Regions from separate parts of the Homo sapiens genome. Here all the other regions are linked to region 2. Evidence: chromatin contacts called from ENCODE Hi-C or POLR2A ChIA-PET data. All regions are on one chromosome and are shown on one strand. Each heading gives the region's core, a stretch centred on a gene start or an enhancer-like site at or near the end of the contact. The rest is flanking DNA. Distances are from core to core; before and after follow the strand shown. Region 1 holds the start of RSPH1-DT (RSPH1 divergent transcript). Region 2 holds the start of PRDM15 (PR/SET domain 15). Region 3 holds the start of SLC37A1 (solute carrier family 37 member 1). Region 4 holds the start of MX2 (MX dynamin like GTPase 2).

Region 1 (4,592 bases), core at 565-3,064, 620 kb after region 2:
AGAGTCGCTCTGTTGCCCAGGCTGGAGTGCAGTGGCGTGATCTCGGCTCACTGCAACCTCTGCCTCCCGGGTTCAAGCCATTCTCCTGCCTCAGCCTCCCGAGTAGCTGGGATTACAGGTGCCCGCCACCATGCCCGGCTAATTTTTTGTATTTTAGTAGAGACAGGGTTTCACCGTGTTGCCCAGGCTGGTCTCAAACTCCTGAGCTCAGGCAATCTGCCCACCTCGGCCTCCCAAAGTGCTGGGATTACAGGTGTGAGCCACCGCGCCTGGCCTGATTTTTTTAAGTGCTCTCCTGGGAGAAAGTAGTAAAGAGGGCAGGGAAGTAGACATGAAAGGGCAGGCAGCTAAGGAAGGATGCCTTTGCAGGTGAAGTCCCAGACTTGGCCTAATCCAACAGGGACTCTGGGGGCATCAATCGCACTGCAGACTTTGTCCTGCTTCTTGCACTAGCTACTGGCTGTCTGGCCGGATGTGAATTTCAGGCACTTCTGGCTCTCCATACTGGGCAGGTAGTTCCAGCGCACAGAGGTGATAGCTTGAGTAGCAAATCAGGCGGAAGCTGGGAGATGAGTGCCCAGAGCTAGCAAAAAGGTCTGGGCAGGCACTGACAGCACCACTGCAGAGTCGCTAGATTTTTCAGTTAATTCTGAAAGTACCTCAACTCTGTACTGTGCATGCAGACCATAGTGGCTGAGGTTCCCTATCTGTCAGCCATGGAGAGGTCACTCTCTGGAGTAGGGAGGAACTACTCTCTGGGTGATAGAAATATTCCCACACAGAACCCAGCTCACAGGCTGGATGTGCCCTCTTTCTCCTCTCTGCTGCCTAACTCAGGAAATAACTCCAAAGACCTGGGTCAGTTCAGATGGGGACTGAAGAAAGCACATGTGAGGATACGCCTATAAGGTAATATCTTCAGGAACCCTCTCCTGAGCCCAGGGCCTCCTCAGCATTTCTTGGAGGCTGCCAGGAAGCAACTATCCTCCATGCATCTAAATGCCGGGGGAGCAAATCTCAGCTACAGAAATGACTTATTCAAGGGCAGTATGGCAGCGTGGGATGATCTGCTCATCCGAGAAAACTGCCTCGATGGGAATTAACACAGGGAGGAGGAAACTTCCAAAGCCTTCCGCTGGGAAATCTTTGCCTTTAATGGGAGGCAGGATGGGGGTGGGGGAAGAACGAGGCGGCATGTGGTAACCAGACGTCACAGCGTTTCACTTTTCACCATCAACTTCCAGGACGCACGCAGGTGTGTCTGGCGTGGCCTTCGTCCCTGCCGGGGATCCTGGGGAGCTGTGGCTCAGACCTCTGGTTTCTGCGCCTCCTCACTCTCCAAACCCAACCTCGAGGTTCCCCCGCCGCTGCGCACCCTGGGAAGCCCTTTCTCACCAGGAGCTCTCACCCCAATATCATTCTCTCCCTCCTCCTCCAACTCCTCCGAGCCCAGGTCCGACATGGTCTCGCCCCAGCCTGGATCACAGCCGCAGCGCCTCTAGCAGGTGGGTAGCAACCGCCTCCACCGCCGCGTCCCGCGTCGCCATGGAGACGCGGCCGGTCCCGCCTCCCTCCCAGCCCGGAAGATGGGGAGCGGGGACAGGCGACGCGGACGAAGCGGGAGGAGCCACTGGCAGCCTTTGCGTACTGTCATAGCAACGGGAAGGGCACCTCGACCAATCACCGCCCGGGAATACGGAGGGGCGGGGCGGAAGGGACGAGGTGGAGCCAGTGGCAGCACTCTGGTGCCGTCATAGCAACGAGGGGCCGCTTCGGCCAATCACTGCTCGGGAAGCGAGGGGGCGGGGACTGGGCAGGGCCTGAGCGGGTTCTGTGCCTGGCTGCCCACCGGCTCTCTGACCTGGACCTCGCCGTCGCTGGCCCCTGAAATCCATCACTTTTGTCGGCTGTTCTGTGACGCCACAACGAGGAGCCACCTGGGTACTGGGCCCTCAAGAGGAAGGACGCGGGAAACGCGTCCGGGCCAACTCTCGAGAGGGTTTCACCCCTGCCCAGTGCGGGCACTGCCCGCTCCCTTCCGCCCCCAGGCCTCGCAGGCCCCTCCGGGGATGCTGCCCACCCCCACTTACCTTTCTAGGCTCTGCTGACCCTTCGGGATTCGCGGCTAGCTGTGATGTGTCCGCCAAGATCTCTTCTCTTGTCTGTAAACAACTTCACTCTCAAGGAGGCAGCTCTGGCCTCTCAGCAGGTGCGGCCTACAGTGATGTCCGTCCGGGTTTTACATCCTTCCCCGACCTCGACATGAGTCCCAGCCCCCTCGGGCCTCTGACTCTCAGGTGTCCCCTACGATCGCCGTCCTCTCCTCTCGCTCCTGGCTCCCCTACACTGTCACACACCCACACAATCACAGACGCACACGCATGTACACGTGCAGGCTTGGAAATCTGCTTTACCTGACGCACTCCGCCTGCCGAAGGCCCCTCACATCTCCCATTTCCTCTGCCATCATCCCAGACTGCAAAGCTGTGTTATTTGTTGTTGCTGCAGGAGCTGGGGAGGAGTGACTGAATAACTATAGGATTTGGTCTTGATGGGAGAATCCCAGAAGCCAAATCCACGCGGTGAATAAGCTGCTGATCTTCCAGAGCACACATCCCCTAGAGATTCTTCCCAATGCTAATATGAAAGGTTACAACCATAACCCATCATCAGGCCCAAATATATTACTTACTGAATAAATACACAAGTTACAACAACACACGAGATTCCAAAATTATGTCGTTTTTTAGATGCAAAGATAAAAATGTTGTAAACACCAAAATTTAACAGCTTTTCTTATGGGGAAAAGTGGGGAGTTAGGGATAACAGATGATTATTATTTTCTTCTCTACATATTGGCAGTTACCCAGTTACTACAATTAAGCATGTCCTATTTTTATAATAAAATGCCAGAAGCATTTTAAATGTTAGAAATCTAGAATGGTAACATAAGTATATGCAAATAAATACTCGTTTTTTACATTTAAAATGTCAGAAATTTAGCTTTCAAATTTGTCCTAACAATGACAGTAACCAGTGTTTACTAAGTTCTGACACTGTGTGTGGGCACTGTTTTAAGAATTTTATGAGTTATCTTATTAAATCCTCACTATCATTCCTCCATTGAACATCTAAGGAAAGGGAGTTATAGGGGGTTATAAACTAAAAATAACCTCCTAAGCCCCACCACAGCCAACTGAATGGACCCCTCTTGGCCAAGAGGGCCCCAGAAACCTTAAAAACTGCGTTCTCAGCCATGATGGGAAGGGAGGTCGAACATGCCTCACTAATACCCTTGTGCAGTTTAGACACAACAACTAACAAGCATTAATGTTAAAATAGAGATCATAAGACTGACAGAATGGACGCTGTGGCAGTAAGATACCAACTTACAAACAGGACCTAAGGCCATGCCAGGCATGAGTTAAGTCATGCATCCCTACACTTAAAAGAATAAACTATATTTTAACTACCTGGAGAAGGTCTTATGACTCGTGTTTTACATCCTGTACTTGAGCAAACAATCTTACTGTGAATCTCTCAAATCGTATCATGAGTTCCTCAGACTGTTGATGTACTAATTAATACGTAAACTACTGACACTGAAAAGGATACTGATTTGTTTCTGAATCATGACGTTTCACTGATTGTCTTGTGCATATGCAGAAAACATTTTAGCCTGTATGTTGTCATCTGTAGCCAATGACTGTAACCTCTATATTGTCCCTCCAATGAAAAAAGACAACTGCAATATGAGGAGTCCCCTTCCCATTCCTCAACTTTCTTATAAAAGCACTGCAACTTGTAACAGACTTTGGAACACACCCAACTTTGTTGGTGTGTCTTCCCCATTCAATCTTCAAATTTGGCTTTCAATAAGCCTTTATCAATTTCCGCCTCAACAGCCTTAACTTTGGTCGACAGCAGTTAAGATCCTTACCCAAGATCATACAGCTAGTGGGATTCAAATCAAGCCAGCTGACCCAAGAGCAACTGTTGCCCATCACTATACTGCCTCCCAGATCTGTGATATAAAGAAATAACTATAGTTTTCTGGCAGTGACTAAACCATCTACCAAGCAGAGGACCACTAGTTCAAATGCCTTGGATTGCAAACACCAGAGAGTGGCTTAAGCAAACCACATGGTTAAGCAAACCCTGTTCTGGATCACATCATTAGCAGCTAGACGTCTAGCTATAGCTATTAAATCCTAAGGTTTACAATTTGATTTCTATCCCATACGAATTAGCCAGGGTCTTCCCTCCCAAATCTTTCAGTCAATCTATAGTAATTTCACCACACTGTGGGTTTGGCAATTATCCAAATAATTGACACCAAAGGCAAGAAGGGGTGAACAACAGGATGGGCCTCCCGGCATCTCCTGCAGCAGCACCTGGACTGGATTCTAAATTCCTCCTTCCAGAAAGAAGCTGCATCCCAGCCCAGATCCAGCTGAGAGCCACAGCTGCCAAGAGGCAGTCGGAGCTCTGGGCACCTCTCTGTGCACCCAGGAAGCCCCAGGAGGACTTCATCAAGCCAAGTCGATGCCTCACTCAGAGCCCCAGGATCCCTGACTCCTAACCCCACAGTG
Region 2 (4,640 bases), core at 1,161-3,660:
TGCCCCGCCACTGCTCAAAGCCCCTCAGTGGCATCCACAAGGCAGTCAGAAGAAAATCTCTGCCTGGTGCATGGCCCCTGCTGCCCCACCTCCATGGCCACACTGGCCTGTCCCATCCTGGGCTCATCCCACCCCAGGGCCTTTGCATTTGCCACCATCTGCCTGGTGGGGGCAGGCACCACCGCACCCACCTCCACCAGAGGCTCCCTCACAGCACTGGTCTCCACTGTGGCCCCTCCTCAGACAGCCCCTTCTAGTCCCAGCCCCCAAGTGCCCCATCCCCTGCCCGCCACCTGCCTGCCCTCCTTCCTTTCTTCATGCTCTTCCCATCGTCTTACCTGAGAGTTTTATGATTTTCTGTCTACACCACCTCCACTCCCCTGCCCAGAACATTAGGTCCACCAGGTGCAGCCCTCTCTCCATTCACTACAGCGTGGGGGCACATAACAGGTGTTCAGTAAACATTGGTGGAAAGAATGCATGAATGGCCGAATGAATGAATATCTGCCCACACCAGCACTGTGAGGGGAGCTGAGCAGGGCCATCCACACTTTGCAAATGAGGAACGGAGTCTGAAAAATCATTTAAGTCACCGCTCACCATCCCAACCTCTTGAGCGCACGGGTGGAAGACACAGTTGCCTTAAATCTCCCTTCAATCTGCAAAATGGCAGGACTGTTCTTTCCTGGCCTTCTGTACAGATAATGACATCGAAAATGATATGAGAGCCACATCCTAAGTGAAAAGAGTTCTTTGTCAAATATAATTATTCTAAGACAAGCTAGCAGCCTTCCAACTACAGTTGATTTTTAAATTTATTTATTTGTCTTCTGGAGAAATAACCGTCCCGCCTGCTTCCAAAATGGAACATTTAGCTTGTTCTTTGCTGGCTACTTTGCGGCAAAAAGTATGAATCACAGATAGAAGAAAAACAAACTATAAAAAAAATGGTGTTTTTGCTCTTGAAAGTCTAAATTATAGAGCTACTATTTCTTAATCGTTCACCGTGAGGCAGCGATGTCAGGAAATCTGGGGAAGGAGTGAAGCAGTGAAAACGTGGAACACGTGAAAATGTCCGAGCTTGAAACAAAATACGGTAGTGGTGTGTGCACCGGGGTGGGATCACCACCCTTATCGAGTGTTGACATCATTGCATTCTCCAAGGAGAACTGTCACTGCTACCTTTTAAGGTACATCACAAAGCCAGTGGCTCCTTCACATGTCACCACCCTTCAGGAACCAAGCTAGGTTCTCCAAATTCACTTGAGTCTGGCTTAAGCCAATGTGGTTTTTTTAAAACGAGTGTTGGTAGCTTTAAATACACACACAGGTCCACGTGTCTCTGATCACACACTTGTTTCTACCGTTTTAAACTCCCTTTGGGGACTTGGGGGTGAGGGGCAATTTCTGAGCATTTGTGGGGGAAAAAACCATCCACTACATTAGGGGGTTAAGAAAGGTAAATGGGTGATAACTCTAACCACCAGATAGGAGTGTTTATTTCCATGAGTTTTCATTTCTATTTTCTCAAGGCTAACCCCTGCGTGAACACCTCCCCTCTAGCAGGACGCTGCGCGTGGCCCCCGTCCCCACCTGTCCACGCGAGGCGGGCCTCACCTGAGCGGCCGGGCACGCCCCGTCCCCGAACGGCCACCCACCCCGGGTAGGCACGCGTCACCTGTCCATCCACCTCGCTACCTTCTCTCTGCCACCAAAAGGCTTACGAAAATAAGGCGCAGGGGGTCTGGGAGACCCCATCACCAGGACTCAGCTTCTCTAAACGCGGGGTTGGGGGTCCAGGGACCCCCCCGTGCGACCCGCATGGGCTGTACCCGAGGGCGGGGGATAACGACATCCCCTGGGGCCTCGGCGACGACGCCGCCCGGCGGCGGGGGCCGCGGGGCCGCGGGCCGGGGCGGCGAAGACCCTGCGCCGCGCCCACGGGCGAGCGCGGCCCGGCAGCCCCGCGGCCCCGCGCTGGGCCTGGCCGCGGGCGGGCGGGGGGCGCGAGGCAGGGGACGGGGGCGCGGAGCCCGGCCAGGAGCGCCCGCGGCGGCGGGACCCGGCGGGCGGGCGGCGCGCAGGGCGATCCCGGAGCGGCTCCGGGAAATCCAGCCGGGTTTTGACTCCGATCGCCAACGGTGCCCGCAGCCGGCGAATGTAACAAAGAACAGTCGGCATGGCGGCTGGACCGGGGCGGCGCGCGGCTGCCGGGCGCGGGGGGCGGGGGGCAGCGGGCCCAGGGCGCGCCGGGGCTCGCGGGGGCAGCGGGTGCGGCCCGGGGCCGGCGGGGCGCACGCCGGGGCGGGCGGCGGGCGCAGGGCCCGGAGCTTTACCTGCCTTTGGAATGTGCAGAGCGGGATCGGATCCGGACTCCGGGTTGCGATCCGCTCCGGAAACTGCGCAGCACCGGAAGCCGGGGGGCGGCGGCGGGGCATGGCGGGACTTGTAGTCCGCGGGCGGGCGCGGGGGGCGCAGGCGAGACCCTGGCGCGGCCGGGGGTCCTGCGGGTGGGACTGCGGGGCGCGGGCGGCGTGGACGGGGCAGCGGGCGCGCGCGGGGCGGGTCTGGCCGGAGGGAATTCCGCGCGCGGCCCCCCTCCCACGTGGCACGGCCCTGCCGCCCACGCGCGCGGGCAGCTCCCTCTCCACCTCTCCTCGGACGCGTTTCTTGCGGAGTTGGGGAGTGGTGGCGGTGGGTGGGTCGAGTTTTTCTCTAGAACAGGCCTGGGACTTGCCCCCACTCACGGTGACCTCTGGATTTGGCCGGCGGGGCCCTGGGACACGAGCTCTGTGCCCGCGAGGGGAGTCTGGCCTGGCGGGCTCCGCCACGCTACCGGTGAGCACCGGGCCAGCCGCGGACCTGGCTCTCCATTCTTCCCCGGGGGCCTGTGTGGCCTCTCTTGACCCCCTCCACCAAGTGTGTGTGCCATCACAAAACGTGAGACGGAGAAGGGACAGACTTTTCACCTTAGTCCTGGCCGCCCATATTCAGAGAGGCCGACTGTCTTGTTCATTGCTGCCTGGCAAAAACCTACATTCATAAAGAGAAGTGATGAACCGGGGAAAATGATTTTAAATTGATGCCACAAAAGGGCTCGTTTCCCTCATGTACGTGAAACTCTTGTGAACCAATAAAAATATATATGTATATAGAAAAATGAGCAAAGTGTGTGGATGGACAGTTCGTAGGAAATTCAATGGTTCTTAAGCATATGAGAAGCTATTCAACTACGCTGCAATAAGAGAAAAAAAGTCGCAGTGGGATCATTTTTATTAGATTAGCAAAGATTTTTTAAAACGTTTAATACAACCTGGGCAACATAGCCAGACCTTGTCTCTAAAAAACTTAGCTGGGCTCGGTGGCACGTGCCCGTAGTCTCAGCTACTCAGGAGGCTGAGGCAGGAGGGTCACTTGAGTCCCACAGTTTGAGGCTGCAGTGAGCTGTGATCGTGTCACTGCACTCCAGCCTGGGCAACAGAGTGAGACCCTGTCTCAAACAAAAACAAACAAAAAAAAGTTTTAATAGCATAATTTTGAAGAAACTAGAGAAACAAGCTCCTTTACGGGTAGGAGAATAAATTAGCGTAGTTTCCATTCAGATATTTGTGGATATCCATAAAAATTCTAAATGCACATAGCCTTTGACCCACATGCAGGAATGGTGCCAGAGACGGACTCGCTTGTATGAATGGCATATGTGATCATCACATTTGCTTACATACTACGTGCCATCCCATGGGAAGTGTTGGATGCACCTGGGCACATCCATAGGCTGCAACGCCGGGCAGCCGGAGACAGATTAGGCAAGTGTTGATCTGTGAAGGCTGGTTTCTCTGCCTGGCCCAGCATTCTACAGTGGCTTCCATGTTGCACTATAGTAGGCCATCCCATGGCCCCCCAGACCTTTCTGGAGCATCCCCGGCGTCCACTGTCTCCCTGCTTGTCCCCACCTGCGACTTCATGCCTCCCTCCAGCCTCCTGTCCCTGAAGCCTGTTCCCAAGGCCTTCTGTACTCTATCTTCAAACACTTCCCAGGTTTTCCACAACCTTCTCTGTATTCAGGTCTCCGCCCAACCCCACTCCCACCACCACCACTACAGCTAATGGACATTCCCTCTATACACGCACCTCCAGTGACATCACTCACAGTTCCAAAATGGCCAGATGACTGGTTCTGTGGGCCTCAGGACATGAAACAGTCCTCGGCATATGTGAATAAAAGGTTGTTTACACTAAAAAAGTGACAGGTCCACAGCAAGTGCGAATAACTGAAAGTAAACCAAAGACTTCAACCTCCCCCAGGCCATTTCTCCTATTACTACATACAGCCCACGGCTGGAATTCACTTACACAATAATCGTCATATCTCGTCTTCAAGAGGATTGTCAATGTGTCCACTATAATCCTTCAGAACAATCTAGAAATAATACCTCTTAAGGCAGATTCATCTCCAAAATGTTAAAAGAAAAAAAAAAGTTTTATCTTAAAGTGTCAAATTTTCATTATTAACAATTAATGCAATATACAACTTTGAAAAATGGGCAGAAAGAAAGAAAAAACAACTATAAAGGTTGTTATTGAGGAAAATGGAAAATCTGAACGTGAACAGTGATACCGGATAATAGTATTGGATCAAT
Region 3 (4,291 bases), core at 872-3,371, 630 kb after region 2:
CCTTGACCATTGCACTCACGCCACTGCCCTCCAACCTGGGCAACAGAACAAGACCCTGTCTCAAAACAAACCAACAAACAAACAAAAAAGAAAAATATGCATGACCTCACTTATTTTTGGAATCTGAAAAACTTGAACTCAGAGAAGCAGAGCATATAATAATGGTGGTTACCAGGGGCAGTAGGTGGGAGAAATGGGGAGTCGCTGGCCAAAGAGTACAAAGTTTCACTTAGGAAAGATGAGTAAGTTCTGGAGGGCTAATGTACAGCTCTAATGTATAGTTAGTAATAATACATTGTATACTTGAAATTTGCAAGAAGAATAGATCTTAAATATTCTCACCACCAAAAAAAAAAAAATAATGTGAGGTGATTGGATATACTAGCTTGACTGTGGCAATAATTTTACAATGTATTCATATATCAAAACATCACATCCTATACTACAAATTATGTAATTTTTATTTGTCAGTTATACGTCAGTACAACTGGGTGGGGGGGAGGGGGGGTGGGAAGAAGCTGTCTCCATATGAGGCCGAGGTGTCCTATATATCCTGAGCTTGTATTATCGCCTTTCAAGTGTAAAACCTGTAGGTGATGGGATGCCCGAAAGGTTTGAAAATCAGGAATGACAAGATCAGATTTTGCTTTAGGAGGGCAACTTGAGGCAGCTTAAAGAGTGGATTGCAGGAGGTAGAACTTGGAAGTGAGAACGCTGTTGCACAAGTGCAGTGAGAGAGGGGTAGCCTCGAGCCGAACCAATGGCAAGGGCCAGGGCTGGGGAGACCATTGGAGAGAGGGGTGGGAGCCACACTGGGCTATCACCGGGAATGGAGAGCTAGAAAAGAGAGGAGAAAGCACTGGCACAGGGGGCCTGCGGAGAGAAAGAAGGTCTGAAGAAAACCTGGCCAAAAGGAGAAGACTGGAGCCCTGGGCCATCCCGCTTGCGGAATGAGGGGCCGGCGGGCTTCCTGGGGCTGAACCCTGCGTGGCAAAGAAGTGGGCAGGTTTTCTTTCTGCCTGCAGAAGGCTTCTCAAATGCCTAACAAAGTGATGGATTTCACGCAGCCCAGCTCAGCAAAGAGAGACACAGACATCAGAGTGTTCTAGAAACAAAGCAGGGCCCCAGGGGGAAACTGCGAGGCCTAGCAGGGCAGGGGAGCCAAACACAGGGAAGAATGCCTTCTCCATTCTCCAGAGGGAAGCTCAACGTGCCTGGGGAAGGGTGCGAGGGGCACTGGCCTGTTGGGACATTTACAGCCAGGCCTCGGGTTGGTTTTATCCTTAAACATTGTTTTATCCGGGGGCAGGCTTTTTCCCCGGAAAATTTCCGCTCTGCCTCACTTTGCTCTTCCCCGAGGAGTGGGCTGGGAGCCCCCTCTGCTCTGAAGCCATCCTGGGGGTCCACTGTGGGTGTTCGGCAGTAGCTTCTAGGGGACTGGCCAGGCCCCTCCCTGGGGCTGCCTAAGGAGAAGAGTTGTTTCTGGGGTGACGTGGGAGCCTGTGTGCCAGGGCACTGGCCCGCAAGGGTAAGAACCCGGCGGGCTCCCGCAGCCTAACAGGGAGCTGCCTCTGTCACGTGCCTGCGAGGTGGGACACAAGTTGGCTTACAAGTTGGTTCGACATAGCCAAATCCGCGTGCCGCATTTCCACGCTATGGAGTGCTAGTCTTCATGATTGTGCCCCTTGACATGACACAATAGGAATAGAAGCCGGGAGGCCAAGCAAAGGCCCTCTTTGGGGGTGGGGGCGCGGCGGCATGTGACCCTCGCCGCCTGTGGGGAAGACCTGCCTTGAGGACAGAGCGCCAGGGGTGCAGAGGCCGCCTGGGACTGCCCGGAGGCCGGTGGGGAGCGCGCCAGCGAAAGCCCGTGCGCCCTCGGAGCCGGGGAAGGCGCGGGCCATGACCCGGGTTCGCCCGCAAAGGCCGGGCAGTGCCGCAAGGCGTGGGGGCGCCCCCGCCCGGTGGCCCCGGGGCTGGTGCGACCCTGGGCACGCCGGGGCCGGGGCCGGAGCCGGGGGTCGCGGCGGCCGGGGAGGGGGAGGAGCCGCGCGGCTCCGCCGGCGCCCCGCGGGCCAGGGAAAGTGAAAGGGCGGCGGGGCCTCCCGCGCGCCGCTCCAGGAAGTCGCGAGCAGGAAGCGCCCGCGGCGGCCGGGCCGGGCTGGGCTGCGGAGCGCGGGCCTCGGCGGCGCAGGTGAGGCGCGGGGCCGGGGCCGGACCGGGAGGCGGGGACCCCCCGCCCCCCCGCCCGCACCTGCGGGGCAGCCGGCGCTCAGGCGCCGCAGCCGCTCAGCACCTGCGGCGCCCTCAGGGAGCCGGGCGCGGGGCCCTGCGCACTCGGAGCTCGGCTCCTCTCCTTCCTTTTCTTTTTTTTCGGGGGGAGGTGGGGGCTGGTTTGGATGTTTTCCGAGAGCCGGGGACGGTCTCAAGCTATTTTCGCGGAGGGAAGTCTTTGAAATACGACATCTAGAAGAGTGGCCCTCGGCGACAATGCCGGGCGTTCCCGGACCGGGGCAACGCTGGGATTCCGGGGAAGTGGAGGCAGAGGGAGCGGGCACGGGGCCGGCAGCCGCTCCACGGAGTCCCCGGCAGGGGCGAGCTTAGCTGTCCAGCCGGGTCCCCTGCCCACCCCGGCCCGGGCCGCGGTGACAGCTGAGGGTCCAGAGAGCCGGCAGGAGGGGACCCTGCGCATTGTCTGCCGCGATGGGGACGTGGGCGTGCCCGCGGAATTCACCTCCTCCGGGGACCAGCCGCCCAGGGAGGAGCCGGCACAGAACGCTGGCTCGGAGCGCCGGCACCCTGGGCCTTTGCGTTGTTTGTCGGCTGAGCAGCTGGTTCCCGGAGCCCGTGGGCCTCCTGGCCAATGCGAGTGACAGCGACCTTCTGGGTTTATAATAAAGGGCTTGACGCGCCGGAAAGTCCCCTCGCCGCTGGCCACCAGCCTTCCAGCCCTTACGGCCCACGCCGTAATCCTGGTGACCGAGAAGGTACGTTCAGTCTAAGGATTTGCATTTGAACGAAGGATACTGGCCAAGCCCCTTACCACCCCCACTCCCCGCTAACACCCCAGCCCGCGGCCCCAGGTTTGAATTTCCAAAGGAGGAATTGCTAAAGCCTGCCCTTTCCGGGTCTCCCTTAGCTCTTTGCCTGGAAGGTGCCTGCCTGCCTGCCTGCCGGCCCTTGAACTTAAATCGTCTGAAGTTGTGTAAGTGGATAAATATTTTAGACTTCCCCCGTTGTTTTTTTATTAATCCCCTTTGAGAGCAAGCTTGAAAACACCTGGCCCCAGACCTGTGATTCACCAAGTCATTTTGGACCTGCATTTACACGTTCTGTTTCATGCAGCCCACCTGTGATGTTCTCTTTGTTGGGGGTTGGAGGCAGGTAAGGGAGGTGGTGCAAATGGAATTCAGGTTCCTTGTACTTCAGCCAAGGGGAAAGAGATAGTGACCATTTTCATTCATCTTTAATATGGAAAGCGCCTTTAAAAGCAAAAAGCCATAGAAAGAGCACACTCTGGACAGGAAGTTGTATTCTATCTCGTAATTTAAAAAAAAGAAAAGAAAAAATGCATGAAAACTTTTGGAGGAGAATTGCATTTCTCACCCATCTTTGCCTGTAAAGTGAGACCCAGTTAAAAAAAAATGTCATAAAGTAGATTATTTAAAATATCTGTGGGGCCGCTTTGATTATGTGTAATGCCACCTCAGCCCTAAAAAGACTGAGGAACCTTACTCCTGCTATTGCTCACTTCCTATCCCCATTATTTGAGTCTCTGCAGATTACTTGGAACCTTCTAGGCAGCGCAGATCACATGTGGGTGGGTCTGGGAGTGGAGCTTGTGAATGTTTCTTTCCTCAGCTTATTCTGTTTTACAGTTGCCTAGGGTGGGTTTTTTGAAGAAATAGGTATAAAACCATGTGTCTTTCAGAGTCTGTTTGTTTTTTTAACTTTTAGTTTCAGGGGTACATGTGCAGGTTTTACAGGTTGTAATAAAGATGCTCTAATGGGCTGTTTCCTAAGTTACTATCTTTTTATATTTTTTTAAGACAGGGTCTCGCTCTGTCGCCCAGGCTGGAGTGTAGTGGTGCAATCTCAGCTCACTGCAACCTCCGCTTCCCAGGTTCAAGTGATTTTCATGCCTCAGCCACCCGAGTAGCTGGAATTACAGGTGTGCACCACCACGCCCAGCTCTTTTGTGTATTTTTGGTAGAGATGGGATTTTGCCATATTGGCCATGCTGGTCTCGAACTCCTGGCCTCAAGTGATCTGCCTGCCTCTGCCTCCCAAA
Region 4 (4,349 bases), core at 796-3,295, 520 kb before region 2:
GCAAACAAAAAAGAAACAAAGAGCCAGGTCACACGGACAATGACAGGGTGGAGTTCCACTCCAAGGTGCACCCGCTGCTCCTGTGCTCTGCTGGGAGGGACACACCCCAGGTAAGAACCCTGCTTGTCTACAGCACTTCACCATTGCCTTTGTCCTGTTAATTCAGGAAAGCATTTGCTTGATCTTTCCTTCTGTGATTGGAGAGGCCATGGGAGAGTGGATGCATGCTGGCTCTGGATGGCTCCAGGTGCTGCAGGTGCTTCCAGGTGGCCAGGAACTTCATCAGCACACAGAGGCGCTGGCGCTTTCCATAGAGTCAGCGTGCCAGGGCAGGAGGCGGGCACTGGGGCTTCTGGACTTCGCCTCTTTACCAAGCTGCACACTGTAACGCTCCCTGATGTGGAGCTGAGGGAAGAGCTCCGCCCAGCGGCTGTGACCGAGGCCTGAGCAGCAGCATCTTTTCTGGCCCCGGCCCCTGTGCTTGGATGCTGCGTGGGACATTCATTCACCCTCAGGGCTTTAGTGCTCAGAACGCAAGAACCCTGTCCTTGAAGTTTGCATGCGCAGGCACCTCTGGTCCTTCCCAGGGCTGCTGGTGAGGGGCGTGCAGGAGGGGGATGCTGCCTTGACAGAGGGTGGAGGGTCCCCTGAGCTGGCCCGAGCTGCTCGTGTCCCTCTGTCCGGCTTCTCTGAGGCCTTTCTTTGTGCCTTCCTTGAAGCAGTAGGCCGGCCCAGGCCCTGTTGTGAAAGACATTCCTAGTGAAACCGAATGTCACATCACGCTGCCAAGTCTGAGATTCACATTCCTCCCCTCACTCCTCAGCCTCTGTCCGCCCGGGCTCTTGGGAAGAGAAGTGGTTCAGGGATAGGTGATCCTGACGATGATCTCCTGGTGTTAATATTTCTAATGCCAAGGTTTTGAAAAACATGTTAAGTTTCTAAATATCTTCCGTAAAGTTAAGCCTGCACTCAAGGGAAGTCACTACAATGACTTAGCCAAGAGGAGCTCAGGAGTTTTTTTAAACGTATAGTGTTGATGTCTGGGAGAGGATCACGGGTGGATAGGAGAGCTGAGAGCCTGCTTCCTCCCTCCCAGCCATCACTGCCAGTCCTTGAGAGGCTTGGTCCCCTCCCCGGTGTCTGGAGGGCTCCTCCTGGAGGTTCCCAGACCTCTTGGCTCTGGTGATGGGAATGCCTGGCCCTCCTTGACTTTGGTCACAGAGCAGGAAGCCTTAGGGAGCATGCGGTTGTGCACCTTCACTTTTGCAGGTGAAAAGTAACTGAGGACCAGAAAGATGACATGCAGCTGGCTCAGGGCTGAGTTCCGGAGCCTGGGGTTTGTCCTGGGGCCTCCTTATCTCCAATGGGAAGAAAACCGTCTTGGTTTTGCGGCGGGGACCTCAGGCACGGGTGCTTGGAGAAAGCTGTTGACCCTCCTTCTTTGGGTTTTCCGCACCTAATGAGGGGAGAGGTGACATTTGTCAGGTGCGGCTCAGGCATGAAGCTAAGCAGGACAGCTCAGAGCGTCCAGATCATGTACCTGAGAGCATGTCCTCGGCTGTAACAGGAGTGCATCTGTGAGGCCCGATACACGAACCACACGTGGCTATTCATTCAAATTACATGGAGTTCGAAGTCCAGTTCCTTGGTCGCAGTAGTCACATTTCAGAGCCACACAGGTGGTACTGGATGGCACTGTCAGGGCAGAACCTTCCAGTGACTGAGCCACTCTGAGCTGCCCCCATGCCAGCCTCCCCTGGAATCTGTTAGCAATGCTGATTCTCAGGCCCAGCCCAGACCTGACAGATCAGACTCTCTGGCGGGGGTGGGGGGACAGCCGCCCCGTCTCCACAGCTCTCCCAGGATTCGGATGCAGCTGGAGTTTGGGGACCACTCTGTGAGTCATCTGGAGAGCACGCTGATAACTCAGTTTCATTTCTGTGGCCAGATCAAGTAGTTTCATTTCTCTCCCTGTTTGTTGATGACGGAGCAGGGGAGGGAGTGGTTCATATGCCACATAAAAGTGAAGTGGAGGAAAGGGAAGAGATGATTTCTCCATCCTGAACGTGCAGCGGTAAGAGCGGGGCCGGTGCAGGGAGGGCTGCTTTGTGTCTGATGCACAGCAGATGCGTGTTTAAAAAATATTTCCTGAGTAACGTGACATCTGCTTGGTGAATGTGGCTTGTGCTGGGAGGCAGGAGCCACAAAGATAAGATTCTGGTGTGAGGAGCAGAAAGGGCCCATGTTGCCACCAGCCCACAGTAGCCTTGTGCACAGACAAAGAGGCTCTGGAGGGGAAGTGGCTGGCCCTGGGGACAGGGTGGCCTCCATCCTGATCTGGCCAAAAGTCGGGTGGACGCAAAGGGGTGGTTTTTAGGACAGCTTTGCTCAGCGTCCTACAAAGTCTGGGGGTTGAGTAAGGAGCTTTGTGCCCGAAAAGTCGTCTCGGAGGGTTTCAAGTGTTCCTTCTTTTGTGGTATTTGTGATGCTCTGACGTAACCTTAGTGACGGTGATATGCTGGGAAATTGGCTCTCATGGGGCGGGGCAGGGCAGAGGGTGGTGCCTGATTTCTAGCCTTTGCCGATTCTCTTCCGTTCTCATGGTGTGAATGCTCCCACCGTGGCCAGTTCCCAGCCAGTAGGGGCCAACTCCAGCACTCTGGACCACTGCACCCTGGATCGCCTGCACTCTGGGGGCTGAAGTCCATTTTATAATTGATATAGAGCGGAAAGGAGACATGGTGGTATTGATGACGCAGTTTTTTTTTCTTTTTTTTTTTTTTTTTTTTTTTTTTGAGAGAAGTTCTCGTTCTGTTCCCCAGGCTGGAGTGCAGTGGCGTGATCATGGCTCACTGCAGTCTCAAGCTCCCGGGCTCAAGGGATCCTCCCACCTCAGCCTCCCAAGTAGCTGGGACTACAGGTGTGCACCACCACACCTGGTTAATTTTATTTCTTTTTGTAGAGACAGGGGCTCTCTATGTTGCCCAGGCTGGTCTCAAACTCACTGGCTCAAGAAGTCCTTACGCCTCAACCTCCCAAAGCACTGGGATTACAGGCGTAAGCCACCCCATTCGGCTTTGATGACACCTTTTGAACACTGTTCTTTCTCATTTTGTGTTTAGAATGTTGTCTCTAGCTGTTTAAAAAGATCAGGATTCCAAGCTATCTTTCCTCGCACCCTCTCCTCCGTTTACTCTGCTCTACTTCCCAGCCCCGCGCCAACCCCTGAAGCACTTTTGACTCCCTTCGGATGTACAATTTTTTTTTCTTTTTCTTTTTTGAGACAGGGTCTTCCTGCTCTGTTTCCCAGGCTGGAGTGCAATGGTACCATCATAGCTCACTGCAGCCTTAAACTTCCGGGCTCAAGTGATCCTCCTGCCTCGGCCTCCCAATGCATTGGGATTACAGGTGTGAGTCCCTGCGTCTGGCCAGGATGTATGTGAGCTTTATTTAGGTTTAGCCCCTGCCCTAGAATGCAAGCTCCCCCAGAGATCTTTGTCTGCCTGACTCGATATGTATCTCAAGGACTTAGTGCTCAATATATATCTTTGAGTGGGTGAAAAACAAGCGGTCTTAAAAAGAAAGGAGGTGAGCCCGGGGAGATAAGGTCGCATTCAGTGCCAGTGCTTGGTCAGCCATGACCCTGCACCATGCGAGTGACATTGGGACTGGAGCAAAGGGACACAGCAGAGTGGCCCCTGGTGCCCAGGACCCGGCAGAGCTCTCGGACTGGTTGCAAGCCAGCAATAGTGGCTATGCCCGTGTGGGAGACGCAGCTTGCCTTAGACTTCAGCGGGAACCACCATGTCCGGCACAGCCATTTCCATCCTTCCCAGGGGTGCTTACGTGATCCTGGCAGTCTCAGTCAAACTTCCAAACTCAGCAGGGAATGTGTGTGCTTGTCCTCCAATCTCAACACCCTGGGATGCAGTGTCAGGTGCAGGTCAGAGACAGCAGTGGAGACCCGATTCCCAGCCCTGGGCTGGGGCCCCCACAAGGCCTCCAGCATCTCCCCATGGCCCAGTTTCCTCATCTGCAGGACAGGCTCTCTTGAGAATTTGGGGGGATGATAGACCCAAAAGCATTCTGGAGCCAGAGGCTTCTGCCTTCGTCGGGGGCATCAGGGAGTGTCAGTCATGAATTCACCATGACTTCTGACCACCTCTGCCTGGACTCCCTCACCTCAGTGCTGCCTAAGCTGGGTAACCACCAGCTTCCTGGGCCTTCACCCCGCAGGGCCTTCCTCTCCAGTGATGCGCCTGGAAAGAGGGATTTCTCTTTGCAAAGGTCTCTGGAATTGCCAAGTTATGGCTTTAAGCATATGTAGGGAAACTCCCTCCCCTTTGCAC

What was found. Hi-C counts contacts between places; a loop is a spot of excess contacts on that map. ChIA-PET counts read pairs that join two places held with the same protein, here RNA polymerase II (POLR2A). Pooled maps may share reads with other maps.
Region 1: a pooled map shows a loop between it and region 2 (10-fold over the local background). The contact joins the promoter of RSPH1-DT here to the promoter of PRDM15 in region 2. A Hi-C loop is called at or near these places in 2 of 37 single-sample maps with no recorded cell type and 8 of 50 pooled maps.
Region 3: a loop to region 2 is called in a pooled map, with 2.2 times the contacts of the local background. The contact joins the promoter of SLC37A1 here to the promoter of PRDM15 in region 2. A Hi-C loop is called at or near these places in 5 of 37 single-sample maps with no recorded cell type and 5 of 50 pooled maps.
Region 4: a loop to region 2 is called in a map of naive thymus-derived CD4-positive, alpha-beta T cell, with 4 times the contacts of the local background. The contact joins the promoter of MX2 here to the promoter of PRDM15 in region 2. A Hi-C loop is called at or near these places in 2 of 168 maps with a recorded cell type or tissue (GM12878 and naive thymus-derived CD4-positive, alpha-beta T cell), 21 of 37 single-sample maps with no recorded cell type and 12 of 50 pooled maps. POLR2A ChIA-PET finds 5 or more read pairs at or near these places in 1 of 52 experiments (activated CD4-positive, alpha-beta T cell).

Annotation. Positions count from the first base shown.
Region 1 is chr21:42,494,725-42,499,316 of GRCh38, forward strand. It overlaps RSPH1-DT (RSPH1 divergent transcript), which reads left to right and starts at 1,815. Exons shown (of 3, transcript NR_135518.1): 1 at 1,815-1,941; 2 at 2,099-2,209; 3 at 2,509-2,719. RSPH1 (radial spoke head component 1) reads right to left here and starts at 1,500. Exons shown (of 9, transcript NM_080860.4): 1 at 1,409-1,500. The coding sequence starts at 1,462. RefSeq lists silencers at 1,457-1,576, 1,607-1,846 and an enhancer at 4,582-4,592.
Region 2 is chr21:41,876,934-41,881,573 of GRCh38, forward strand. It overlaps PRDM15 (PR/SET domain 15), which reads right to left and starts at 2,411. Exons shown (of 24, transcript NM_001040424.3): 1 at 2,337-2,411. RefSeq lists enhancers at 1,235-1,284, 2,285-2,334 and a silencer at 2,485-2,534.
Region 3 is chr21:42,511,731-42,516,021 of GRCh38, forward strand. It overlaps SLC37A1 (solute carrier family 37 member 1), which reads left to right and starts at 2,122. Exons shown (of 20, transcript NM_001320537.2): 1 at 2,122-2,987. RefSeq lists enhancers at 526-1,248, 1,249-1,971, 2,813-3,042 and silencers at 1,883-2,242, 2,463-2,542, 2,553-2,652.
Region 4 is chr21:41,359,982-41,364,330 of GRCh38, forward strand. MX2 (MX dynamin like GTPase 2) reads left to right here and starts at 2,046. Exons shown (of 14, transcript NM_002463.2): 1 at 2,046-2,074. RefSeq lists enhancers at 1-188, 1,471-1,730, 1,751-2,590.